2 separate regions of the Homo sapiens genome follow, and region 2 is linked to region 1. A link is a contact called in ENCODE Hi-C or POLR2A ChIA-PET data. All regions are on one chromosome and are shown on one strand. The core of a region is the stretch at or near the end of the contact, and the rest is flanking DNA. Distances in the headings are between cores, read along the strand shown. Region 1 overlaps WWC1 (WW and C2 domain containing 1). Region 2 overlaps WWC1 (WW and C2 domain containing 1).

Region 1 (4,336 bases), core at 1,595-4,094:
TCCCGGGCTGCACCCCAGATCCCCTGAATCAGAATGTGAATTTTAACCAGATCCCCAGAGGTACTTACGCATGTTAACATTGAGTAGCACTGACTATTCAATACTACTTCTGTTGTTTTTCTTTTTTTCTTTTGTGGCTGCCTGTGCCTCTTTCTAGTTCAGATTTAGGGCACACTACATACTTGTGGTATCAATAAACAGTGGACTTTTACAACCAGCTATAAATACTATCTAGAGAAAGGAGCTTCGCAGCTTATTCCCAGAGCCCCATGTGAAATAAGAGATTGAAGCCGGGTGGGGCGATGGAGCTCAATTGATAGGGGTTCACACCTGCAGAGAAAATGCAAGGTCCTGAGGTCTCAGTGCATCTACCAAGAAGGTCAGGTGCCAAAGGTCAGAGCAGTCTCAGGCTATGCAGGAGGTCACCAGGGCTACAGAACACGGGACAGCGGATGAGGGCCAGCCAGAGGTGGGAGCACTCATGGCAGGGTGGTGCCTGTTGGCTCTAATAAGCAATGAGGTGGCAGGCACAGAGGCAGGATTTCAGTCCTCAGAGAACAGAGGGAAGAAAAGGACAAGGAGGAACTGGAGTCTACAATAAGTTTCCCAGGCAGGGAGTTGAGCTGGCAAAGTAAGTCACAGGCTGCCTGGGAGAAGTATTGATGTGAGGGGGCCAGGCATGGTGGCTCATGCCTGTAATCCCAGCACTTTGGGAGGCTGAGGCGGGTGGATCACCTGAGGTTGGGAGTTCGAGACCAGCCTGACCAACATGGAGAAACCCCATCTCTACTAAAAACACAAAATTAGCCAGGTGTGGTGGTGCACACCTGTAATCCCAGCTACTCAGGAGGCTGAGGCAGGAGAATCACTTGAACCCAGGAGGCGGAGGTTGCAGTGAGCCGAGATTGCGCCATTGGACTCAAGCCTGGGCAACAAGAGTGAAACTCCATCTCAAAAAAAGAAAAAAAAAGGAAAGAAATATTGCTGTGAGGGGACTAGCACAATGATGCCTTGGGCCAAGGCTTTGGTTGGGTGAGCTGGGACCCCTAAACATAAACCCTGGCCCCAGCCAGGGGGAACCTGAGCCTGGAGCAGTCCTGGGAAGCCAGAGGTGGGCTCCAGGTGTGGGACTGGGTACAGGTGGGGACAAGGAGCCATTCACGGGCTGCAGAGAGAGTCTGAGAGGCTCGTGAAGCAACTAACCTTTCCTGGCATGAGGGTGGCAGGAGGTGTGGCCAGATTCCAGAGGGCTTTCCCATCAGGGATTAGGACACTGCCCTCGCCAGGCCCTGGCTCACCTGTGCACAGCATTTTATCGGAAGCACGGACCTTGCCCCAACACATTCCTGAGATAACACTCCCCCGCCCGTCTCAGAAGACACTCAGTCCGTTGGTGTGAGGGAGGCTGCTGACACCCCCCAGATTCATTTCCAGTTTGTTTGACGTTGGCATGTATGTCTGTGTAACATGACTGAAGAACGAGTCATTAGTGAGCTGTCCAAAGTCCCTTTGGGAACATTCCAGGAAAATAAACCAATATTCCATCAAAGCCACAAATAACTTTTTTTTTTTTTTTCCATTCCTTCAAAGCAGGCTTTCTCAGAGTGTGGTCCACAGACTTCCTGCTTTAGACTCCCCAGAGGAGCTTGTAAAATGCAGATTCCTGGGCCGCCACCCTAAGCCTACTGAATCAGAATCCCAGTGGGGCTTCTGGGAACTGCATTTTTATATGCTACCCAGATGATTCTAATACACCTTAATCTCGAAAACCTCTCACTCTCTTTGCCCCTTTGCTTGATCGTTCCTTTGTGTCAACACCGTGTGCCCGCTGCGCTCTGATACTACCTCCCTGTGCTGCCCCACCTGGTGAACTTCAGCTGAAGGGCCACCTCTCCCTGGGAGCCTTCCTTGCCATCTTTGTCCCATCTTGTGTAGGGGCCCACTGTGTTTTCTCCTAATATGAATCTACCACAAAGTAGTAGTTTCTTTCTGCCTGACTGCTCCCCTGAATGGGGAAGCATCCTGCCCAGTCTCTCCAGGCCCAGCAGAAAGTTTTGCCTATAATTGGTACTAAGAAAGGAATCAGTGCAAGTGAAGGGTGCTGAGCGGCAACGGAAGGGCTACAGAGTAGGGGTGACGAATGGTCGCTTCCCGTTAAGAAGCTGTCACCTTCTGACTCCTCTCCTGGTGAGTCTGAACTCCTAGGTCAAGTCTGGGGCCAGAGGGCGAGCATCAGACCCAAGAAGAGGCCAAGGCTCTGGCTGGCAGGAGGCACAGCCCACCTGTTTGGGACTGCGGTGTCCCTGGTGTAAGCTCAGATCCCTGTCTGTATTTCAGGGAGACTCCATAGCTTGACATTCTTCCTGCTACAGAAAAACAGATGAAAGAACAGTTTTCCAGTCCCAGGGCTGACCCCAAACCCAGGACAGCTAGAATGCTCAGGCCTCCCCCCTCTTTTCAGGCAGGAGAAGCTGAAGAATAGAACTATTGGACCATGAAACTCCCAAGAGTCCTTCCCCCTCAGCGTTTCTCAGAATTTGCGACCACGATTTTCTCTGTGAGGCTCGCAATTGCTATTTGCCAAACTGGTAACTGTTGACCCAACAGAAATCAAACAAAGATACCAGCAGCCCCAGACAGGCTGTCTTCATCGCATCAGTGAAGGGAGAGCAGGTGCCTGGGATCGAAAGGACATTGTCCATCACCTGGCTCTGAAAAACAAAATGCATTTCCTTATTCTTAACAAGCTGAGCACCAGAAACCTGCTTTACCAGTCCAGGGTGCCTCCTGGAAGCTGGCTCGCTTATCTGCATGTATGTGAGGGCTGGGGGTGTTTTTGTGGGGCTGGCTCCGGGCAGGGTGGCTTTGGAAAGGAGAGGCCTGACCTAGCGAGACTCTAGGGTCAGCCCAGACTGCTGTGACCTCAGGGGACTCAGCCCAGGAGGTCCAGGTGAGGGCAGCCTGCCCTCTACGTCTGCAGTAGGTGAAGAACCCCTTGGTTACTTGAAGAGAAAGAAAGGACTGGCTGGGTTGTAGGCAGCAGGGCCGAGCAGCTGAGGGCTAAGTGCACAGCAGGCCCTAGCAAATGCTTCTGGAATTGAATTGGTCCAAGGGGAGACTCCAGCTTTAGTTCAACATGGGCTGTATCCGAATCCTTCTGAAATTTGCTGGGATTCCATGAGGGAGTCAGGTATTACAAGGTTTTGGCAATTACTGAGTTTCTTTTGTGCTTTTTTCTTTATGAGAATGTTGTTTCTGAACCCATTCCCTTTCTCTTCCCTTCTCACCAAATTACACTTGATTTGCCTCCAGGAAGAAAATAGTACATTGTTATCATTTGGTCAAGATTTCATATTCAAAAAAGAGTAAAGTGACAATATAGTTCAAAAATCTTGTTAGATGCTGTGGAAACCTCACCCGGCAGTAGTGATAGCTGCCACGTACTGAGGGATTTTATAGACATTTACATTTTCACTTGTCCTCACCTTCCAGATGAGGCAGCTGTGGCCCAGAGAGGTTAGGGAACTTACCGAGGTCACACAGCAAGTTGGCAAGAGGGTTGGGGTTTCAGTCTGGGCTCTCTGACTTCGCAGCCAAGTGCCTGCCAGTGCTGCATTGTCTCAAGGTATTTGGCGTGTTGATGTGACATCACTCACCCTCCTTGAGTTCTCTGACATTTCTCAGAGCGTTTGTCTGTGTGTCCTGATTTGAGAATTAGTTAAGCTCTCGCACTCTCCGGGGTGCAGTGCCTGGAATTCAGGCACTGGAGGAAGTCCTGCCTCCTTCCTGGAGCTCGCAGCCAGATCCCACAGATCCTGCTCTGTTGGACAGTGAGGATGGGAGGTGTGGCCCAGGGGTTGGCAGGATGGTAGTGGGGTGCAGAGTAGACAGGGCTGCGATGACTCTCCAGACCCATGCTTCTTGTCAGTTCCCAGGCACTGAACCCAGGACTTCCCCCACCAAGGCATCCTGTCCTATTTCCCCCATTGCCTCCTGCCCTCTTAGGATATACAGCTATTGAGAAATGTGAACACAGAGGCCTTTTCAGAGAGAAAGAAGTCCTGCTCCTCAGTATTCCCAGGATCCTAGCTTACTGGAGAGATTAAAAGGCTGGATTATGTGGGAAGGAGAGGCAAGTGGACTGGGACAGTTTAGATCTAATTGCCTAATGACTCCTAGAATATGTCCTTCCAGATGTCCTCATTTTCATTCAGAGTCACTGCCTGCCTTTGTGAGAGGTCATACAGTGTTGAATGATGCGTTATCAGTGTAATGCAATAGCCCAGTGACGTCATGAAAATCCTGGCTTTCTGAGAACACGTTCACAGATAGGAAT
Region 2 (4,288 bases), core at 1,571-4,070, 86 kb after region 1:
GGCCCACTCTATCCCAGGTCAGCTCCTGTCCACCTGTTTCCCTGGAGCAAGGACTGGCTAGGAATGACCTACAGAAACACTGCCTGGGATGCTGACTGAATGGGCATCTGCAGAGACCAAGGCCAACATCGGTGACAGGAGGGGGCTCTGACCAGTGTGGCGCAAGGGGTGCTGACCTGAGTCATTATGCAGGCGCAGTGGGAGGCTCTGGGTTCCCTTTCCAGGGAGAAGGCAGCCTGCACCTTGGTGTCAGCCTCTGACCCAGCCCTGTGTGTGGTCTGCTGCCCTCCAGGTCAACAAGCTGAAGAGAGAGATGGTTCACCTCCAGCACGAGCTGCAGTTCAAAGAGCGTGGCTTTCAGACCCTGAAGAAGTAAGTACACCCTGCATCCCAGAGCATGGGGGCTGCTCCCCACCCTGGTTCCCCTCCTGTCCTCTCTGTCTCTCTCTCCTTCAGTCCCTTTCCTCCCTTCTCAAAATGTGGCTCTCTCATCATTCAATTCAAGTTCTGTTCCACTGGCATTTCCTGAAGATACTGCCACCCAAGGGTGGGGTTTGGAAAGAGGAAAGGGGAGTCATTTCAGACCACAGAACACTCATTGTCCCGTGGACTCCTGAAGCCATTAAGATTTGTTCCACTCAGCCGAGTGTTACTATCCAGTCACAGAAACAAGTATTGCCCAGCATTTCTGTGCACACGCCTCATCTCTAGTCAATCCAGTAGGGTCTCATATGCACACAAACAAAATACACTTCTTTTTTCCATATCCCCTAAAAGCAGTCACTAAGTGCTTCAGTGAAGGATTAATGATCTCTTCTAGCAAAAACCAATTACTAGAAAAGTATGCACAATGCCATATGCATTGTGCTCTATGGGTGACTTAAGGAGTTTCCAGGATAACTTTCACCAAATGTAATTTTCACCCTTAGAAGCTGAGCTGTGGCCAGGTAAAATACAGCTCCGTTGTGTCTTCTTCTTCTTCTTTTTTTTAACTTTTATTTGAAGTTCGGGGTACATGTGCAGGTTTGTTACACAGGTAAACTTGTGTCATGGGGGTTTGTTGTACAGGTTATTTCATCACCCAGGTATTAAGCCTAGTACCCATTAGTTATTCTTCCTGATCCTCTCCCTCCTCTCACCCTCCACCCTCCCAGAGGCCTCAGTCTGTGTTTTTCCCCTCTATGTGTCCATGTATTCTCATCATTTAGCTCCCACTTATAAGTGAGAACACGCAGTAGCTTCGTTGTTTCTTAAGAGTGGTTGTGTTACCTGTTGTGATTGTGACGATATTAGCTAAGCTTTGTTGAGCAGTTACTCTGTGCCAGGGAACCCCTGCAGTGTTTCCATGCAGGTGTGTTCCTTTGATCCTATAGCAACACTGTAAGGAATGCTTTGTTATATAACTACCCCCATTTTATAGATGAGAAAACTGAGTCACTTAGCAGGTACTCAAGAAAGGTTAGCTTATTGTGGCTGGGCACAGTGGCTCAGGCCTGTAATCCCAGCACTTTGGGAGGCCAAGGTGAGAGGATTGCTTGAGCCTGTGAGTTGGAGGTTGCAGTGAGCTGATTGCACCACTGCACTCCAGTCTGAGTGGCAAAGTGAGACCCTGTCTTGAAAGAATGAGAGAGAGAGAGAGAGAGAGAAGGGGAGGGGAGGAGAGGAAGGAAAGAAGGGAGGGAAGAAGAAAGAAAGGGAGGGAGGGAGGGAAGGAAAGGAAAGGAAAAAGAACGAGAGAGAAAGAGAAAAAGCCCTCCAGTCTGGGTGACAAAGTGACACCCTCTCTCCAAAGAAAGAAAGAAAAAAAGAAAGGAAGGAAGGAGAGAGGAAGAAAGAGAAGGAGAGAGAGAGAAAGCAAGCCCTGCAGTCTGGTTGACAAAGTGAGACCCTGTCTCGAAAAAAAGGAAAAAAAGAAAGAAAAGAAGGAGAGAGAGGAGGAGAGAAAGAAATTAAGAAAGGGAGAGAGAAAGATGTTAGCTTATTGTTGTTATTAACTACAGCATGTAACAGACTCATTCATTGAATTGTGTTCAGTGTATCCAATGGGCTCACTGGACAATCATTATGAAGGTCACCTGGTAGCCCTCTTAGAAGCTCTAGGCAAGACACTCGGCAGATTTCTCCCTTCTAAGGGGGCAGCTCACTTACATTCCCAGGGAGGCCACACCTGTATGGATGGCTGTTTCTCGCTTTTTGTCCCTCCCTGACTGCTATACCTTTTCCTCATTCCATGAATTTCAAATCCACCCTCATCATTCTGTGGCCATAGCCCCAAGCCTTTGGCTGTCTATCTCCAAGCCCTATTAGTTGAGGGAACTGTGGTCATCCGTTGAGGGACCAGTTGGTTCTTTTTCACGTCTTCCCACCCCACAAGTCCCCACCGCCTGGGGTGAGCCACACAAATTCAGCACAACACATGCTGTAAGAAAGTATGGCTTTGTATTATTACAAATTGTATGTAATTTTTGTGTCTTACAAAGTATTATAAATTATGGCTTTCTGTATGTTTACATCTACGTTATATACGTGTTATTTATATATGTGTGTATACATATACCAATCTTGTCTCTCAAACCGGATTCTGAACTTTTTAAGGCCTGGAACCATGCTTTATGCTTCTTGGTAATCTTCAGTAGCACCATTGACAGTTTGGGGCAATAGTATAAGCTTAGAAAATGCCTATTTTTGACCTATTGAAGCAATAGCCTGATTCCTCCACTTTGCAGCAAAATGGCTTCTGAGCACACAGTTTAAGGGCTACTCACTCCCACATCATTTTACTGAATGGGTTCTCTCTGCTTCCTGGCTACTGCAGTCCAAGAGCTTCTGGTTAGAACACTTCCCATTATTCTCTGAGCCACTGCAAACCTGTTTTACCACTTTGTCACCCTGTAGCAGCATTGAAAACTCTTGTTGTTTGGTAAGCTGATGCTGAAACCCCAAAGACAAGCCTCCTTTCTTCCCCTCCCTCTGCCCCATGTTTGATATCAGGACAGATAAGACTCCATGGCAGCTCCAGCCGCCCACACTCCTTAGCCGGAAGCTGGGCTCTGCGTCCAGTGTGGAGGAAGATGCGTCCTTTAATGTACACCTTGGCAGAGAGGGTCAGGAATGTAGTCTTGAGAGGCAGGTGGTCAGGGTTCAAATCCCAGTTCCCTGGGTCCTTGGAAAAGTGACTTAACCCCTGTGAGCTTTGACTTCATTTGAAAAACTAGGGATTGTAAAGATTGAATTGGAAAATCCGTGTCAAGTGTGTGGTAATGCCTGGCATGAGGGAAGAGCTCCTTGAGAGTGGGCTGGGGTGGTGACCTCTAGCTGGTTGCCTGCTTGTATTGGGAAGGGAACTCGGATGAACTCTTTGTCTGCCCTGGGCTAGACAGTGTGCTGGGGAAGCACTTCACGCCAGCCACCTCATTTCATTCTCTTCACCCCCCTTTTAAGAGACGTTTTTGTCCTGCCATATATTACAGATGAGGGCACTGGAAGGGTTGAAAACATGCCCAAAGCCACCCAGCTAGCAGGTGACAGGGCTGAAACCCAGGACTACTGGATTTTGAAGTTCATGGCTCAATACCTCCCTTCCCAGCATCATCCCTGATAACTCCCTCCTCATTCCCAGAAAATGTAAGGCCCCTTTTTCAGAGTCTAACAGGGATGCTATCCAGTCACTTCTACTTCTGTGCCTACCCTGCGGCAGAACATGGAGAAAGGTACAACTTATCCTTAAGGAATTTCCAGGATAACTTTGACCACATGTAATTTCCCCTATTAGAAAATTTCTCTTTAGCAGCCAAAAGCTCTGTTGTTTCTTTTTCTTTCTTTCTTTCTTTCTTTCTTTCTTTCTTTCTTTCTTTCTTTCTTTCTTTCTTTCTTTCTTTCTTTCTTTTCTTTCTTTTCTTTCTTTCTTTCTTTCTTTTCTTTCGACAGAGTCTTGCCCTGTCACCCAGGCTGGAGTGCAGTGGCGCAATCTCAGTTCACTGCAACCTCCGCCTCCCAGGTCCAAGCGATTCTCCTGCCTCAGCCTCCTGACTAAATGGGACTACAGACACGTGCCACCATGCCCGGCTAATTTTTTGTATTTTTAGTAGAGATGGGGTTTCACTGTGTTAGCCAGGATGGTCTCGATCTCCTGACTTCGTGATCTGCCCACCTGGGCCTCCCAAAGTGCTGGGATTACAGGTGTGAGCCACCGTGCCCAGCCAGCTCTGTTGTTTTTGAAGAGCAGCTATGTCACCTGTCATGATTCTGATGACACCAGCTAAGCTTCTTTGGGCAGCTGAGTTACTCT

The links. Hi-C counts contacts between places; a loop is a spot of excess contacts on that map. ChIA-PET counts read pairs that join two places held with the same protein, here RNA polymerase II (POLR2A). Pooled maps may share reads with other maps.
Region 2: a map of PC-9 shows a loop between it and region 1 (5-fold over the local background). The contact joins two enhancer-like sites. A Hi-C loop is called at or near these places in 3 of 168 maps with a recorded cell type or tissue (Calu3, PC-9 and astrocyte of the cerebellum) and 4 of 50 pooled maps. POLR2A ChIA-PET finds 5 or more read pairs at or near these places in 5 of 52 experiments (CD8-positive, alpha-beta memory T cell, MCF 10A, PC-9 and 2 more).

Annotation. Positions count from the first base shown.
Region 1 is chr5:168,313,615-168,317,950 of GRCh38, forward strand. All of the region lies in intron 1 of WWC1 (WW and C2 domain containing 1), which reads left to right. Among named protein-coding and RNA genes, the nearest start is that of WWC1, 24 kb to the left of the region's middle. RefSeq lists an enhancer at 675-1,198. Within about 2 kb of position 2,845, at least 14 of the 41 ENCODE cell types and tissues checked have a DNase peak (open chromatin) inside an H3K27ac peak, as active enhancers do; they include PC-9, where a contact is called at or near this core.
Region 2 is chr5:168,399,196-168,403,483 of GRCh38, forward strand. It overlaps WWC1 (WW and C2 domain containing 1), which reads left to right. Exons shown (of 23, transcript NM_015238.3): 5 at 293-372. Among named protein-coding and RNA genes, the nearest start is that of RARS1, 85 kb to the right of the region's middle. Within about 2 kb of position 2,821, at least 4 of the 41 ENCODE cell types and tissues checked have a DNase peak (open chromatin) inside an H3K27ac peak, as active enhancers do; they include PC-9, where a contact is called at or near this core.